Regions from separate parts of the Homo sapiens genome. Here regions 2 and 3 are each linked to region 1. Evidence: chromatin loops called from intact Hi-C (ENCODE). Cell type or tissue: IMR-90. All regions are shown on one strand. Each heading gives the region's core, and the rest is flanking DNA. Links, peaks and the distances in the headings are about the cores only.

The links. Peaks named below come from ENCODE experiments on the same cell type or tissue, not always from the same donor. Only the 100,000 strongest peaks of a DNase experiment are listed, where the experiment ranks them.
Region 2: it touches region 1 in a loop (3.0-fold over the local background); 1 of 110 quality-filtered maps calls a loop at or near these places.
Region 3: it touches region 1 in a loop (6-fold over the local background); 1 of 110 quality-filtered maps calls a loop at or near these places.

What each region holds. Positions count from the first base shown.
Region 1 is chr16:86,394,585-86,401,967 of GRCh38, reverse strand. No RefSeq gene overlaps it. Among named protein-coding and RNA genes, the nearest start is that of LINC00917, 53 kb to the right of the region's middle. RefSeq lists enhancers at 4,444-5,043, 4,848-5,487. In IMR-90, for the core only: no CTCF peak of the experiment used is centred there; DNase peaks (open chromatin) are centred at 3,127, 4,847 and 5,277; H3K4me3 peaks cover 267 bases; H3K27ac peaks cover 3,558 bases.
Region 2 is chr16:86,256,601-86,261,600 of GRCh38, reverse strand. The region is part of intron 3 of LINC01081 (long intergenic non-protein coding RNA 1081); the gene reads left to right. Among named protein-coding and RNA genes, the nearest start is that of LINC01081, 27 kb to the left of the region's middle. In IMR-90, for the core only: no CTCF peak of the experiment used is centred there; a DNase peak (open chromatin) is centred at 2,700; H3K27ac peaks cover 3,767 bases.
Region 3 is chr16:86,220,110-86,225,109 of GRCh38, reverse strand. LOC124903744 (a long non-coding RNA gene) reads left to right here and starts at 2,038. Exons shown (of 3, transcript XR_007065165.1): 1 at 2,038-2,176; 2 at 2,253-2,593; 3 at 3,337-5,000. In IMR-90, for the core only: CTCF peaks have their summits at 779 and 2,416; DNase peaks (open chromatin) are centred at 1,929, 2,349, 3,819, 4,759 and 1 weaker place; H3K4me3 peaks cover 1,533 bases; H3K27ac peaks cover 4,210 bases.

The DNA of each region.
Region 1 (7,383 bases), core at 2,384-7,383:
GCAACAGAGAGAGAGAGAGAGAGAGAGAGAGAGAGAGAGAAGGGGGGAGAGAAAGGGAGGCAGTTGAGAGAGAGTAGGGAGCAGGAATAATAAGGAAAGAGAAGACAGGGAACCAGAGAGAGAGAATCTGGGACAGACAGGCAGACACCCAGACAAGTTACAGGTATTGATAAGGAGACAGGGTGAAGCAGAAAGACAGAAACAGAAAGGGTGCAAGATAGGGAAGGGTGGGGACAGTGTGAAGTGGAGAGAGAGAAAAACACATGAAAAGAGGGAGACAAGAGAGAGGAAAGGAGACAGAGACCAAGGCAGAGAGAAGGACAGAGAGTGCGAGAGAACGAGCCAGCGGATGCTAGGGAAGCATGAAGCGTGCCCCCATGCAGGTTGGCTGTGCTTCTCTCTGTTAACATCCTTTTCCACAAAGACCCTTGTCATGCCACATATCACACCCATGGCAGAAAGTGCCTTCAACCAGCCCCTGAGAGGGAAGTGGGTTGGGGGTTGATTTCAGAACAGCCCCTGGGACAGATGGTGAACTTGAATGCCCCAGCTCCCGGAACCGCGATTTCTGTGCATTCCTGGTGGGACGTGTGTGAACTCCCCCATCCGATAGTGGGACATGGTTAATGTTCTCAAGTCCAAGGGCCTCAGGCCTCAATTTTAATTAGGCATGTCACTGGAAAGGGGAGAGGCTTAGCATTTGCCCTATATCCAGCTGCCAGCCTTATCATGGTCGCCTGCAGGACTCTGCAAAGAGATGGGCTTAAACGAAACAGGAAAAGGGGCGTGTCAGAATTGCCCACTCCCCTGCCCCAGGTTTTATTGGAAAAAGTATCTTAGCTTGAGGGGCTTCTGTGGGGAAGAATGAGCTTTACCCACTGAGCAGGATTCAGCCCAGCAGAAGCTGCTCTGATTGCTCCTCTGACAACGGACCTGGAGGGAGCTAGCCACTGTCAGTGAAGTCCTGGTTGCTTGCAAATGCAGGAGGCACTTGAAAAATGGAATGATTGGCTCAGCTGGACAGATGACATCAGGGCACAGCTTCAGGTCTGGCTGGATCCAGATGTCACGATGTGATCAGCAAGCTGTCTCTCTCCTTCTCTAACCTTTATTTTCCTCCGAAGAAAGGTATCCCCACCCAGTCCCTTCCCAAGGTGGCAAACATGACGACTGGCAATTCTAGTTATCCTACCAGCTCGGTGATCTCCCAAGGTCCTCCAAGTATTCCAAGCTTGACTGTCTTTGGAGTGGCCTGAGTATACCATCACTGTGACCCATGGCTACCTTGGGGCTGGAGGTGAGGCAGTCCCACTGAATTGTGTGGCCTTAAGGTTGGGAAGGGCAATTTCCCTCATGGGGAAATTGGTGAGCCAGGCAGGGACTATGAGAATTCACTACAGTCAATCGGGTCTGACAGCCTGCACGCATCAGTTCAGCTGTGCTCAGGGCTGGATATTGAAACATTTCCAGGCCGGCCGGTGCATAGCTTTTGCCTTGAGTTTTCTACACACTTTCCTCCTTTGCCACCTTGGACACTTTGGCCCCTAAAGTGTGGGTTCCAATGCCTGCTACAGGAGGGGTCTCTGGGGAGCCCTTGTCTATGCCACAGCAGTAGATGAACATCAGGAACACCACCCTTGAACGCAGGGCCAGCAGAACGCCAGGGCTGGGAACGAGGCTGGGGAGCAGTCGGGCAAGGATGCCTGGGGTGTCGGCGGGAGGTGCCTGCATGCAGGCTGTGCTGGCAGTGGGCATAGAGGAGTCAGAGTTAGCATGGGCTGAGGGATGACGTGGGTAGACCAGCAGGCTTCAGTCACTGAGCACTCCCCAGGTGCCAGGACCCAAGCCACGTGTTCACACAGAAGGATGGTTTAGTCCTCCTTTGGCCATGGGTTCCATTCCACCTCCATGAGGAAAGTGACACTCAGAGATGAGTTGCCCAGGGCACCTAGGGGTAGACATCAGAGCCAGTGATCCTCTCTCAGTCCACCTTGACACAAAGTGCTGGGGTCTTCCTACCACAACTGCCTTTTGGCGAGGCTTCCAGGGCTGAGAATGGGACCTAGTGGGGTTGTCAGGGTCATCCTGCTTTTCTCTGTCTCTCCCTCACCCATTTTCTTCTCTCAATTCAGACCTGCCAGAAGCTTCTCGTCATCCCTGCTGATCAGGGAACCAACCCAAGCAGCTCCCAGCTCCTGTCCTCAGGATGTTCCTCCTGCTGGCTGGAGGCCACCTAAATAGGCCACCGTGCCCGGCCTATTTAGATTAAAATAACTAAATTTTATTTATGGAAATGTTTCAATATCCAGCCCTGCAGGGATGCCCACCGCCTCCTGCACTGGCCCTTTCTCACAGTCTGTTGCTGTCTCCCCTTGGAGGGAACCAGGGGGGACTTCCTCCCAGAGCCCACCCTTTGGTGCAGGTGAAAACATGGTGCCCAGTGGGATGAGTTCCCGGTGAAATGTAGAGCCTCAGTGGAGCTGACACCAGTCTCTTGACCACTTGTCCCTCTTTACATGTAGGAAGCACTTTACAGCTTCACCCCTTTGAGCTGTGGACTTTATGTACATTAGCTGATCTCACCCAGCCAGCCTCAATGTCCTTTTCTGCAAAATGGGCATCATAATAGGAGTGTTCAAGTAAGTGCTTGAAGTCTGGGAAGAATCAGGCAACATTTCAGAGCTCTCTGGAATCGAGGTGGACTTGAATAGACTAGGCCATTTTGTTTTCCTTAAGCATCATGGTGAGGATTGTTGAGTTTGGTAGATATTGTTATGTCCATTCTCCAGACTCACCTCTGAATATTCCCAGATGTACTTCCAGGAAGCTCTGGGCTGCAGGGAACACAACATCCAAAAATGTGGCTTAAGTAGGAGGATTATTATCTCACTTAAAAAGAAACCTGAGGTAGGTTGTCCCAGGCTTGGTTCAAAAGTTTAGTGATTCATTGACTCGTTCATGCAACAAAATGTTTTTGAGTGTCTTATGTTGAGACACAGTATAGGAACTGGGGTAGAGCAGTGAATAAACACAGTCCTTGCCCTGGTGGAATTTGCATCTGAGCATATATCATTCGCGACTCAAGATCTTTTTCATCTTTCCCATCTGCTCATGTACTGTGACATCTCCCTTATGAATGGAAGGCAGCTGTCACATCTTTATGAGTCAGCTTCACAAGCAGGAAGAAGGGGATAGATTGTACTACTCCTCACAATCTTTCTTTATCAGGAAAGTATTTACTAGACATCTTCCTGTTCCATTAGAATTCTCATTATTTCTCATTGGCCAGAAGTCTCAATGACCACATCAGAAAAGAACAGGACGGCCATGAATGGCTTAGACCAACGAGGATTCATGCACCCATTCATTCATTCTTCCGTCCACATTGCCTCCCCATAATACTTGCAAAAAACTGGGGTTCTGTCAGCAAGTAAGAAGGGGGATTGGATGGTGGGCTGACAACCAGCAACGTCTGCCAGAGTCTACCAGACTCATCTCTGATGCTGTCATTTCTGCTATCAGATTTTGGTGTGAGGCAGCACAAAGGCAATGCCATCATCACATCTGGGGTCCATGTTTCCTGTCTGTACGATTAAACCTGACACCAGAATAGCAACTGTCCAGCTCTATCACGAGGTATAATTGAAACAGGACACTTGCTGACCCCGGTTCTTCTCTACCAGATTTTCAACTTGGGGCAAATTACTTAGTCTCTCTGTAGCTCAGTGTTCTCTTCTGTGAAATGTGAATACGTGTAGATCCAAGCATTGACCCAACTCTCATCTCCCTCTCCTTCCTGTATCCACTCCTTTTGCCTTGCACCTTCTCAGTTCCTCCATTGTAGGTTGCATAGACTCCCCTATCCCTTGACTTGGAGAATATGGCTTGGTACTTAACTTGGCCAATGGCATGCTAGCAGGGATGATATAAGCAGGGGTTTGAAATGAGTTTGCAGTGGAGCTTACCTTCTTGCTGCTTGGCCATTGCCACAGAGGATCATTCCCCAGGTGGTTGATGTGCCTTCAGCCTTGGCCCCAGAATGGAAACACATGGAGCACATCTGAGCTCAACCACCAGTGAGAAGTCACGCCCAACTGGGCTTGCACCTTGGGCAGAGCCACCTTGCCCAGTCCACCCTGACTTGACTGAGCTCCCCACCCAATCTGTAGACACATGAGTGGAAATAAATAGTTGCTTTTTTTTTTTTGAGACGGAGTTTTGCTCTTGTTGCCAAGGCTGGAGTGCAATGGCGTGATCTCGGCTCACCACAACCTCCGCCTCCTGGGTTCAAGCAGTTCTCCTGCCTCAGCCTCCAGAGTAGCTGGGATTACAGGCATGCACTACCATGCCCGGCTAATTTTGTATTTTAGTAGAGATGGGGTTTTTCCATGTTGGCCAGGCTGGTCTTGAACTCCTGACCTCAGGTGATCTGCCCACCTTGGCCTCCCAAAGTGCTGGGATTACCGGTGCGAGCCACTGCACCCGACCCATGTGAAGCATTTGTAACACAGCTAGAGGATTTTCCTCCCCAAAGCCTATTGGAATCTCACAGGGGCCATTTTGTTTTCTAAGTTAGCAATTTCCTTTCCTCTCTGCTATTCATGATCTCATTCAATCCCTGTGTCTTCCTTATCCAATCAATATTTGTGTGATTGTCACTCTGCAGAGGAGAAAACGGGCTCAAGGATGGAACTCTTCCCAGGCCGTGCCCACCGGCCACATGGCACAAGCAAGATAGGAATCTAGGTATGCCTGACTCCCGCACCGCCCTCTCCTCCTGCACCTCCTGACCCGCCTCCTGTTAAAGTGAGTCACAGGAAGACAGCAGCCAGAGAGCTGGGAGGGCGAGGAGAGCCTCTACCCCAGCTGTGGAGTCATTAAATGCAGCATTGTAAAAAGATCACTTGGCAAAAGATGAGCGATAAATTAAATTACTCAGATCACACACTCTGCAATCAAAGGCACTGTCTCGGAGAAGCAGAGCACTGGCCTTTCTAAGCTGGGCTCAATTACATGCCACAAGGAGACTCCATTTCACATGGACTAGGATCAAGGACCCCCAGAACAATCCTCAGGGGGCTTTCTGGGCCGTGCCTTTTCCGCAGCACCCCTTCGATGATGGTGGACCCCAACCTTGGTTCCGAGGATTCGCTGGGGAGAAGAGCTGGCCATGTTGCCCTTTCCCCACTGAGTCCTGGTTTAAACGCCACTCTACCCAGAAACCACAAGTTTATGAATCCCAGAAGTTTCGCTTGCTCAGGTCTGGCGGAGAGCTTGGCTGACGTTACAGGAGACATTTTTCTCTGTCAGGCAACAGAATACAGCACAAAGAAGCCAGCTGCGAGGCCTCAGAGCCCAAGTCTCTAATTAAAACAGTGGAAAATTAGATAACTTCACAAATTCATCACTGCCGCCACTGGCTGTCAGAGAAGAGGCTCGGGGCTACCCCCCACCTTTTGTTTATATGCTAACGGGGTCCCTTCAGTTGGCCTTTGCCTGTGTGTGTGTATGTGTGTCTTTGTGTGTGTGCATGTGAGCGTGTGTCTACATTTTATCTTCCTCCTGTTCTCCTCTCTCTGACTTTTCTTTTCTTAGTCCTCCTTCTTCATCCCAGCCAATAAAATCTTCATAGCCAAGTGGTTAACCAAGGAAGGAGAATTTAGGAAAACATTAATTTTTATCACCTTTCCAAGCTTGAAGAGACACTGTTCAAGATGATTTTATGCAACATCTCTTTTAGCTCTTCCAATAACCCTGTAAAGTGGTTCTATCTACTTTATTTTACAAAAGAGGAAACTGAGGTTAGGAGAGCTTGACTCACTGCTCCAGGTTCCCCAGTCAGAGGTAGAGCTGAGACTTGAACCCAGCCCTGCTTGATTGAGAAGACGTTGCTCTTCACTGTGCCATATCTGACCTCAACATAGACTCTGACCTTTAGGATGTCCAGTCCCACGGCAGAGGTTACAAGAAGTCCGAGGGATAAACACAGTGGTAGCTATGACAGCTAGCATTTATTGTGCTTTATAATCATAATCTGTTTTTTATCACCCAAAATATCATGAGTTAGGTGCTCTAAATATTCCCATTTTACAGAGAGTGAAATTGAGGCTTACAGATGGGAACAGACTCTGTGGGGCAGCTCTTGTTCCTCAGCCCTCACCATTCCCAGCACCAAGATCTCCCAGCTGGAAGTTTTCTCTGGTGGCTGGAGCCTGCTCTGCCCCACATGCTTGGCAGACCATCATGCCAGGGATTTAACGTCCCTGGGAGCATAAATATCTCAGCTCCCTTGCTTCAGATAAAACAACGCTGAGGCATCCTTTCCATGGTTTCACAGAAGTCCCCAGGAGGGCTGAGCTCTAGTTGCCCAAAATGGTAAATGCCTGGGTAAGGATCTCTTTGTTGGCCGTCTTCCCTGTCTCATCTCCCTGCTCCTTTACAGATGTTTCCTGGCATCTCCTCCCAAATAAACTACTTCTGTTAGAATTCCTTGTCTCAGGAAGGACAATGGCTAAAAGAAGACACAAAGCCAAGTCTGCCCCATTGCTGAGAAGGGGTTTTTATTCTTGCATGTCAGAATTCCCTGGAAACTGTCAATTGACTTTCATGAAAATAATTCAATGCATCATTTTTAAAAGAAAACAAATGCTGATATATATATATATATATATATAATATGAGATATATATATATATATAATATGAGATATATATATATATAATATGAGATATATATATATATATATATATATATATATATATATTACACTAGTAAAGCCCACATAAATAAAAAAGAAAACATTGATACTAGTCACAAGAGTTAATGTTTTCTGAGCATATCTTGAGTACTGGATACTATTTTTATTTTTATTTTTTATTTATTTTATTTTATTTTTTGAGACAGAGTCCCACTCTGTCAGCCAGGCTGGAGTGCAGTGGCATGATCCTGCCTCACTGCAAGCTTCGCCTCCCGGGTTCACGCCATTCTCCTGCCTCAGCCTCCGGAGTAGCTGGGACTACAGGTGCCCGCCACCACGCCCAGCTAATTTTTTGTAGTTTTAGTAGAGACGGGGTTTCACCATGTTAGCCATGGTGAGCCACCACGCCTGGCCGAGTACTGGACACTATTTTTAGTGTTTTAAATGCATTATCTCATTTAATCCCCACAGATATTCTCTAACATGGCTATAATAATCACCCACTTTTAGTGGTGAGAAAATCGAGGTTCAAGAAGTTTTAAGTGTTTCTCAGGGTCACTCAACCAGTGAATGGCAATGCCAGGGCCCAAAACCAGTACCATTCAACTCCAGAATCCACAATCTTTATAACATGGCTTCTAATGCCGTGCTTTCTTCCTGAAAATGTCAGTTCGACTCATGGAAAG
Region 2 (5,000 bases), core at 1-5,000, 140 kb after region 1:
ACACATCACCTTTCCACAAACCCCATTGGCCAGAACTAGTCACGTGGCCCAGGTCACCTGCAAAGAGTACTGGGAAATGAAGTCTTTCATATGTCCAGAAAAGAATAGAAATATTGATCAGCTCAAATAATATCTATCACAGGAGGTATATAGATAAGAAAGCATCTGAAAGGTGGAAACTGAATGACTAAAATGTTGGAAATACTAGGTTATTCCACAGTACACTGACATCACTTAAGAAGCCTTAGGCTGATTGGCCTCAGTTAGCTTAAACAATAAGGAAATGTATAATGTCATACAAGGCAAGTCCAGAAGTGGTGCGGGTTCTCAAGTTGGCTCAGGTTTCTGGTGGATTGCAGCATTCTACAATATCATCAAGGAACCATGTTCTTTCCATCTTTCCACCTCTTCACTCTTGGCTCCATCCTCAGGTTGGTCACAACGGCTGCAGCAGTTCCAGGACAGGGAGCAAGAAGGAAACCTCCTTCTCTTATATCACCTTCATTCAATAAGAGAATCATGTCCCATGTCTCGTTGGCCAGAAGTAGGTCACATGGCCATTGCTAAACCATTGATTGGGGGAGTGGACCTACATGGTTGGCTTGGACTAATGAGGATTTGTTTCCGTGGTGGTGTTGGAGTCACCTCTGTGAGGGATACTTAAGGAAATTTGTTTTTGTTTTTGGTTTTTAGCAAGACAGAGATGGAGGAGCTTCATCTGGTTTATAGAGATGATAGATAGGTAGATAGATAGACAGATAGATAGATTGATATAGATAGACAGATAATAGATACATTAGATAGCTGGATAGCTCCTCCTACATCCTCAGATTCCAGAGCTGCTAGCTAGATAGAGCTAGCTAGCTAGATGGATGGTTGGGTGGGTGGATAGATGGCTAGATAATACACACATAGACAGAGATTCAAACATCTGGGTAATTTAAACTTACATTTATTGATATCCAGAAAAAGGATGGTTGTTGGTCATTTGCTCCCCCTTAACATATCCAAAGATGTTGCTTATTCTGAGATTTTTTACATAATTGTTGAATCTCTCCCTCACTTTGTCTGCATAGAAATAACTGACTTTCACCTACATCACCTATTAGCAAAATAATTGAGTAATTGACTGTAGGGTGTGCCATGGGCCCTATAGTCTCCAGTTGTCTAAGGTAACAATGTCCCTTGAGTGAATGAAGCAATCTTCCCAGCACCCTAGTTTAGTAATTCCCTGAAACAGATTTATCTACATTTCAGAAGGTGCCCTGTACCACCTGACTCAGCTGGGTGCATTTGACCAGTTTTGCCCCCATCTGTAAATATCCCTCAGTCCCCATGGAGCTGTAGAGGTGAGTGATGAAGCAGTGACAGCTCTGGGTAGGAACTCAGCTTAATTTCAAGTTCCAGACCCTCTCCATCCTCAGGTTCTTCTTCTGTAAAATGAAGATCCCTTTGCGGTGAAACGTTTTGCAGCTCTGGAATCTGAGGGTGTAGGAGGAGCTACAGAAGAGGGGTATAGGACTCACCTGAATAAAGGTGGCATCTGTGATTACTGTGGGCGAGGGTGAGAGGGAAGAGGATACTGACACTAAGCCTTGCCTTCTTAGTCCAAATTTTGGTTGTGCATTAAATATGTCTTAATTTTTTTTATAACTTAACCTCACCCCAAATTTGAGCTTCTGTTTCACTAAATCACAATCACTTCTGGGGTCTTCCATTCACCTTTGCTAGGGTAATATCTGAGAGCTGTTAGATTCATGTGGCACTAAGTGTCAGAGGGAATTCCACCTGCCCTTGAAGTTGATGTGCACTGAGATGCCCATTCTTCCTGTCCATTTGGCCCTTCAGGTGTGGTGACCATTTGCATGCCAAGCTTGAGGACACTGGAATTCTGCGAAGTCATCTGTTCCCTTGCCCACGTAGGTCAACTCACGGCCATTTCCTCTCTCGGTCTTATTGTTTGCTAGCAGGGAACAGGCTCTCATTTGTAATATTCAGGAAGAAGCTTCTGCTTAATAACAGAGACCCAAATTAACAGTGGCTTAGACCAGACAAAGGTTGATTCCACACTCTCATATCACACACAGGCAACCCAACCTAAACTTAAATACTAGGCAAAGAGTACCAGAATTGGGATGGCCAGGTCCTTGGGAGGCCCACAAATTGGAAGGCTTATCCATGGGTGCTGGAGATGGGGTGAAGAGGAAGATGATGGGACCAGGGTTAAAGGCCCTCTTGCTGGTAGAGGAAAAATAGTGGAATCCATCCATTGTGGTGACATACAATAGCAGCAAGACTTCCAAGAGATAGTCAAGATGGAATACAGAGATTTGGAAGTGGCCACGATGGAAGAGGAACGTGAATAGCCAAATATTTCTCTTTCTGTGCAATCACTAAAAGGGATAGAACTGGCATTCCCCACTCACAGGAGGCCTCAGGGAAGCTGTATAATCACAAGCACAGTTTCAGTTCATAAAAATTTCCAACTTCTTCAGTTAAGTTCAGGCATTTTTCAGGTCCTTAAGAACCTCCTTCCTTTTCACACCAGACCATTCTCGGACAAAATCCAAAGCTGCCTTAGGGGTGAGCTAAAAGATGCTTTGAATATTTCCCTGGCTGTACCAATGTCTTAAGCCCAATTTCAAATACTAACTAGGAGAAAATCAAGTCTTGGTTTCCAGATTTGTATAATTTTACCTCCTTTGGCCTCTATTGTTGATGACTGGGAGGCCTCGGTTACTGGAAGAGACAATCCCTCGTGTAAACAATGCTGCCACATCCTGATGTCATGGCTCAGGATTTTATAACTTCCAGTTTCTGGTCTTCCATGGGACTTTCCAAATGCTGCCCCTTTTCCCAAATTTAATGTGGAAAAATGAATTTGAAGTCATAGGGATTTAGAACTGAAAGAAACTGTACAAAGACTCTCATCTGTATTTGAAAAAAATTGTTCTGTAATAGCTTTGATGGATGACCAAAAGGAAAACTGGTAGAATGAAAGACTAAGGGGCCGGGCGTGGTGGCTCATGACTGTAATCCCACCACTTTGGGAGGCCGAGGCGGGCAGATCACCTGAGGTCAGGAGTTCGAGACCAGTCTGGCCAACAAGGGGAAACTCCATCTCTATTAGAAATACAAAAATTAGCCAGGCATCATGGTGCATGCCTCTAATACCAGCTACTCAGGAGGCTAAGGCAAGAGAATCACTTGAACCTGGAGGCAGAGGTTGCAGTGAGTCAAGATTGCACCACTGCACTCCAGCCTGGGTGACAGAGTGAGACTGTCTCAAAAAAAATAAAAATAAAAATAAAAAAAAGATTAAGGAAACAGTAATTCTAAATATAAGGATGATTATTATGTGAAGTTTACTACTAGGCCAGGCACTAGGCACATCAGTTCATACACGTGATGCCATCTAACCACAATAGTGCTGTGAGGTGGGTGCTGTTATTATCTCCATATTACAAATGGGGGTGGTTGGGGAGCTCTTATCAATTTTTAGTTGTATTCATTGATGTAACACTCAATTTCTCTGCAGAACATATAGCTTTTGTATGGAAAAATCAGGCAGAAAGAGACGTCTTGTGCCTGTTACCGTCTATTTCTGTAATTTACTACCAAATAGCAAGCCACCAGAGAAGTGACCTTGACCTTTGGCTCTTGTTACCTCTCCTGCTACCTCCTGGCCTCTTGAGACCTGGGTGCGCCTGGAGCTACTCTCTTCCACATGTTTGTTCTCTTCCTGAATGAGGAGATTGAGGGTTTTTAGTATGTGCTGATCTATTTTCCTTGGGCCACCCAAGAAGTCATAGAGCAAAGAGGGATTAAAATGCCTCTCTCCTGAGTGTCTCTTCAGGAGAGGACTAAATAATGGAAAATGAACGTGAAGTGTCGTGTGAAGAAACCTTGGGTCAGATGGCTGCTGAGGCCTCCTGAGTTAGTGGTTAGATGGCCCACGCTTTGAGTCAACCTTCAGTTGGGAAAAGACTTGGAGGTTATTCCCCAGAAGAATGTGAGATAATACACTAGCGGCCCAGTGAGTCTTCTCAACCATGATTAACTGAGGAAGGCTGGGGAGAAGGTCAACATATCTTATGCTAGAAGGTCCCAAGTGCAGCTGTGAATTTGACACTGAGGGTCATGTTGGCGAATGTTCCTACAGCAAAGATAATGGAGGCAGCTGGGTGGGGAAGCAAGGTTGAAAAGGCAGGGGTTATGAAAGTAGGATAGGCTTGAGTTCGACTTTTCCCTCTGAGGAGACTTGGTTCCTGCCAAGATGGAGTAGCTCCATTCCTCCAATCCCTACCTCTTATAACTAAAAACCCTGAACATAGCACAACAAACATGCAAAGACTCTGAAATGTGGATTGGAGACGGCAGGCTGCTTAGGAATCTCGGGACTTAAGGGATGACTCAGCACAAAGTTTCCTGAGTTTCCATATTGAGTCCCATCTGTCTCATACAGGGTGCTGGAGAAGCCCAGAGCCCCAAACCATCAACAGGCCCAGACAAAAAAATCATCCTAAGAAAGCCTGTTTTCTCCAGTCAACATACCAGGAAAAGTGTGGATTAACAGAACTGAAAACCTTGATGACCATAGCCACCATGCTCCAGCCAACCAAAACCAACGGAAACGCTCCTTCTTTCTCTACAACCTTCCAGGTCTCCCACCCAGTGGTGTCAACTGAGCCAAACAGTGACCTAACCTTTCATTTCCTATCCAGCAGAAGCAGGCATGCTCTGATTCCTCTGTTGGGGTGGTATTGGTGGGCTGAGTGGCGAGCTAAACCTCCATTCCCATCTGGAAGGAAATAGACTGAATTCAACAGTGTAAGGTGGAGCTAGTGGGCATTCCTCACTCCTCACTTCACCCTATATATCAGCAAAGCACAGTAGGAGCTGAGCCTTGAATCCTGCCCAGCATCAATGAGGCTGAATGAAGTGGTATGAAAATGAGGAAGGGCTAGTCCACACTCTAGTTTCTCCTGCCCTCCCCCTGC
Region 3 (5,000 bases), core at 1-5,000, 170 kb after region 1:
TTGGCCCTAGCATCAGGTCTGCATTCCCCTCCCCTGCCCTTTATCCTTACCACCATTACCACCACCACCAACATCATCATCATCAACAACACCAATAACAACACCATCACCACCAACACCAACAACTTTATCACTACTAACTACAATAATATCAACATCATTAATATCAACATCATCATCACCAACATTGCCATCATCAACACCAATACAACACCATCACCAACACCAATAACACCATCACCCTCAACACCAACAACACCATCACTACCAATAACATCACCAGCACCAACACCAGCACAACAACACTATCATCACCAACAGCAACACCGTCACTACCAAAAACAACAGCAACACCAACACCATCACCATCACTACCAACACACCAACAGTACCAACAACACTAACACACCAACACCATCACCATCACCAACAACAGCAACACCAATGGTAACAGCAACAATAACAGTCATAAGAGCTAAATACATTTGACCCTGACCATGTGTAGAGCACTGAGCTGAGAGTTTTAAGTGCATTATTTTGTTTGAGTCTCCCGAAGGAGAACCGTGAGAGGGGTACTGCTGTGACAGACACCCCCATTTTGGAGATGAGGAACTGAGTTGTAGAACACTCCTGTTAATCTTTCCGGGCTAGACCCGAGAAAGGCCTTGAACACAGACGTTGGACTCTGAAATCAGTGCCTTCAACATCCCCGCCCCATGGCTTTCTGTTCAGAGAAATGGGTCACATTTGTTGTGTGCCCACAATGTGCAGTGTGCAGGGTGTCCTGAAGGTGTCCCACATGCAGAAAGTCATTGCATCCTTTTCCTTCCCCCAGGGCAGGGCCTGTGACTCTCCTGGTTGGGTCCAAAAGGACAGGCTCCTTAGGGAGACTGAGAATTGCAACCTGATTGCCCAGGAATGGAGTGGAGGGTCTGGGCTTTGGTCCTGACACCCTGATTTGCCACTGCTCCGTGCCACCTCCTCCCCTGTACTTTGCTCCTGGGTCTCACTCGAGCTTACCCTCTCTGAAACTCAGTTTCCTCATCTGCGAAACACACAGATTCATCAAGAGCTGTGGTTCTCACTAAAGGGTGATTTTGCCCCCAGGGACATTCAGTGGTGTCATCACCATGAGGGGGGTGCTACTGGCACCTGGTGAGTGGAGGCCAGGGATGCTGCCCAACATCCTGCAGCGCACAGGACAGCCCAGATTCTCCATCAGCAGTGCCCAGGTGGAGAAGCCCTGACCTCGATGATCCCAAGCTCCCAGAAATTGTAACTAAACTCCCAAAGCTTGTCAGAAAACGAATTCTCTGTCAAAATCCCTAAAAGGAAAGAAAAAAAAATCCTTTCTCTGCTTTCCCAACTCCAGCCCAGTCTCACACACATGAACCTCTGCAAAGATGGAGCCAGGGAGGCTTGAACACAGTTGTGTTCCAGACAGAAAATGACTTAATTCTCCAGAATGGACCCCTATTTTATGCTATTTAATATCTGCACACGATTCCAGACCCTTTCTTACTGCTGTTCAGAGCAAGACAGTAATTTCATTCTTTTTCTTTTTCCTTTTTTTTTCCTGCTCCCTGCTGCCCTCACATTGAAACTCCGTGAACTCTGGCGTCGGTTGTAAGAACGTCTTTATAAAGGGTTGCACGAGATTTCTTACTATATCAGAGTTCCTGAGGATGATGTATCACGTTACTAATTCCCTTAATTGCATGTCTGGGCTAAAAACAGACTCTCTTAGTTTTTCTAAGAAGTTACATTCTTAATGACATTAAAACACGATGGTAAATGAAGCTAAATGCTAACTGATGTACTTAAATCATGAATCAGTCTATAGAGTGTTTACCTAAACTTGTTTATCCTTCTTGGTCACTCATTTTGTAGGTTTTGCCAACACTGAGTCAGATTCGGTATCTGGAAATGGCTCAAGAATTTTTGTTTTCTTTCGATTTTTTAGCCCCAGACTGAGTGGATGCTGCAATCATGCAGTAATCAAAGAATTAGAAAAAGCAAGAGGCTGGAGGCTGATTCATTTCCCCGGCTTTTTGCAGGGTGGGGAGGACAGAGAAGCTGCAGGGAGAGATGAAGTTTTTTCCTTGAGGATGAAAAGCTCTTAACCTTGCACGTTTGGCTTCTTCTATTCAATTTTTTTAAAAGCAGAGATAGGGAGGTATGTGATTAATAGCAAAAGACAGCATTTAAGGACCGCCAGGTGCCAGGTGTTCTAAACGTGCCATGTATTTTAGCTCACAGAATCCTCCCCACAAAGCCGAGAAGCAGGAAGCAGCAACCCTCCCAGATGAAGAAGCGAAGGCTCGGAAAAGCTAAGTAACTTCTCCAAGCTGACGCAGCTCGTGAGAGGAGGGACTGGGATTCAAATCCCTGCAGGGGGAGACCAGCAGCCCCGACTTCAGCCGCCATGCCTCCTGCCTGAGAAGCTAGCTGCGAAGGTTCCAGAAGGAGACTGCCCTCCGGGAACAGAAACAGCGCATGACTGCGACCTGTCTGCAAAAATCTTGATCACTTGTAAATCCTTCTCCACCTGATAAGTTATCACATTGGCTCATGATGTTTTTTTTCATTCTCAGTGAGTTCAAAATACTATTTTGGTTTGTCTCAGTTTCTTCCTCTCTCTCTCTCTCTCTCTCTCTCTCTCTCGTATAAAGGTATCCACATGTCACATGTCATTTGTTGATAATTAAATTTTGAATAGACAATTCATTGTCAAAACCATCAAACAGTATACTACATGTCTGCATTTGACTCTATATACATTTTACCTAACAAGGAAAGCCCATAAACAAATACGAAAGTCTGGCTAATGATCCACATACAGAAGTGTTTGGGAGGATGGGCTCTGAGATCTACAGCTTACTTTGAAAGGCATCAAAGTGTATTGACGGACGTCTGGATGGATGGAGGGATAGACGTGTGTTAAACTAAACAGACCAACATGGCAATTACAGAAACTAGATGATAAGTACATCGATGCTCACTGTACAATTCTTCATGTTGCTAATTTTCATTAACATGTTCAAAAATTCTGAATACAGACACTAGGTAGAAACTCCAAAGACACAAGTTAAATGTAAGTAAGTCTTCCTCCACCTCATCCTGTCTGTCAGTCTTTCGGGTTCCCTAACAATGGCAATGGCAATCCCTAGTACCTGTGGCTCTGGGGTATCATTCCAGGGATATTCTATGCCTGTTTTAACACATAGATGATTTATTTTCAGTGATGATAATGATAACTAATAATTATGCCGCACTTGCTACATGCCAAGCACTGTCCTGTTTAACATACATTGATTTATGAAATCTCTTCAACAGCCCTATGGCGTGGATGCTGTTACTACCCCATTTTACAAAGGAGTAAAGTGAGGCCCAGAGAGAACAGTTAAATCACTTCCCCAGCTTCACTCAACTCATCTACGGTGAGTCGACGGTACACATGCCCTTCCACAACACAAAGGTCTCCACTTTGCCACGTGTCACTCTGATGGTTCCAGGTGCAGATTTTGCGTCTGCTTCTTGACTTCTAATGGCTGCACCATTTTGCATTGGATGGTTATACCATCATTTATTTGACTCATCTCCTGTGCACAAGCATCTAGTTTATCTGCAAACTTTTGCTACCAAAAACAATGCTGCAATGAATAAATAAGCTGATGCCTGCTTCTAAGCGTGCGTGCATGCTGTAATGTGAGATGAATTCCCAGAAGTGGAGTGGCTGAGTCCAAGAGTAAATGCATTTTTCATTTTGATAGTATCGCCAAATGTCTTTCCAAAGGGGTTGTGCTGGATCCCACTCCAGCTAGCAATGTGTGAGAGCACCAATCCCACCGCCCACTGCAGCACACATATTGACGTCGGCTAGTCCAATACCAGCACAGGCAGCTGGGCCCCCTCGGGTGATGCAGTGGGCAAAGTGCGCACTCAGCTCTGAGGTATTGAGGAAACTGTCTCATTGTGGTTGGGATTCATGTTTTCTTCCATAAATGGGACAGAGCATCTTTTTATATGTCTGAATTCATTTCAACTGCTGTTCCTTCAACTAGACCATTTTCTTACAAATTGTGGGTTTAAGGGCTAGACAAGCAGGTTTATTCCTCTCTCCCAATGTTCTAACTGAAGGTAGAGTGGAAAATTATCTTCTCTAGGAAGAAATGTACCACCACTCTGAAGAATGAAAGAAAGCAAGCTAAAAAGGAGAGAGAGCATGAAGAAGGAAGACAAAACTGAAGTTAGGTCATGGAAACCAGAAGAGATCCTGGGGCCACATTGTGCACTTGAATCTCATTATGGTCAAACCCTGTTGCAACATTTCCCAAAAGACCAAGAAGGGGAAAACTCTGGAAGCTGGGGAAGGGAAAGTACTGACAGCCTGTGCCTGAGTGTGTGAGCATGTGTGTGTGTGTGTGTGAGTGTGTGTGTATCTTAGACTTGGACTACAAAATTTAGAGAAAAAAGAGTAAGAAAGAAAAGAAAGAAAAAATACAACACTTAAACATTCCATACATAGAGGTCACATATGAAGGGACAATGAAATGGTGTCTTAGAAGAATTTGGGGTCTTTGCAGGTGTGCCCCCTAGAACACCGCATCGGTCTACATCTGTGTTCTAGTCTCTGAAGAAATCATGTGGTTCTTCTGGTGCCCGCCGAGGAATTTACTGGTATTTATGAAAAGAACATGGCTTAGTTGCGTCTCTTCTGATCTAACCCATTTGGAACGTAACTTAGAAGGACAGTCCTGCGCATCTTCTTGCGAAACTGTTCCATAGTCCTCCCCTAGGAAGTCGTGCAGTTCTTGGAGACATTTGGGCAACTCTTTAATCTGCCTCATCAGGGAGGGAGGGCACACAGGCCTGGGGTAGAAAAGGCCAGCCTCATTTTTTTTTTTTTATTGTGATGAAATTGCAAACTTACATCCTGAGACTAAAATTAAATGGAGGAAAGCTCTGCCCGTCGTGGGTGGTCTTCCTCGGGCCCTTCG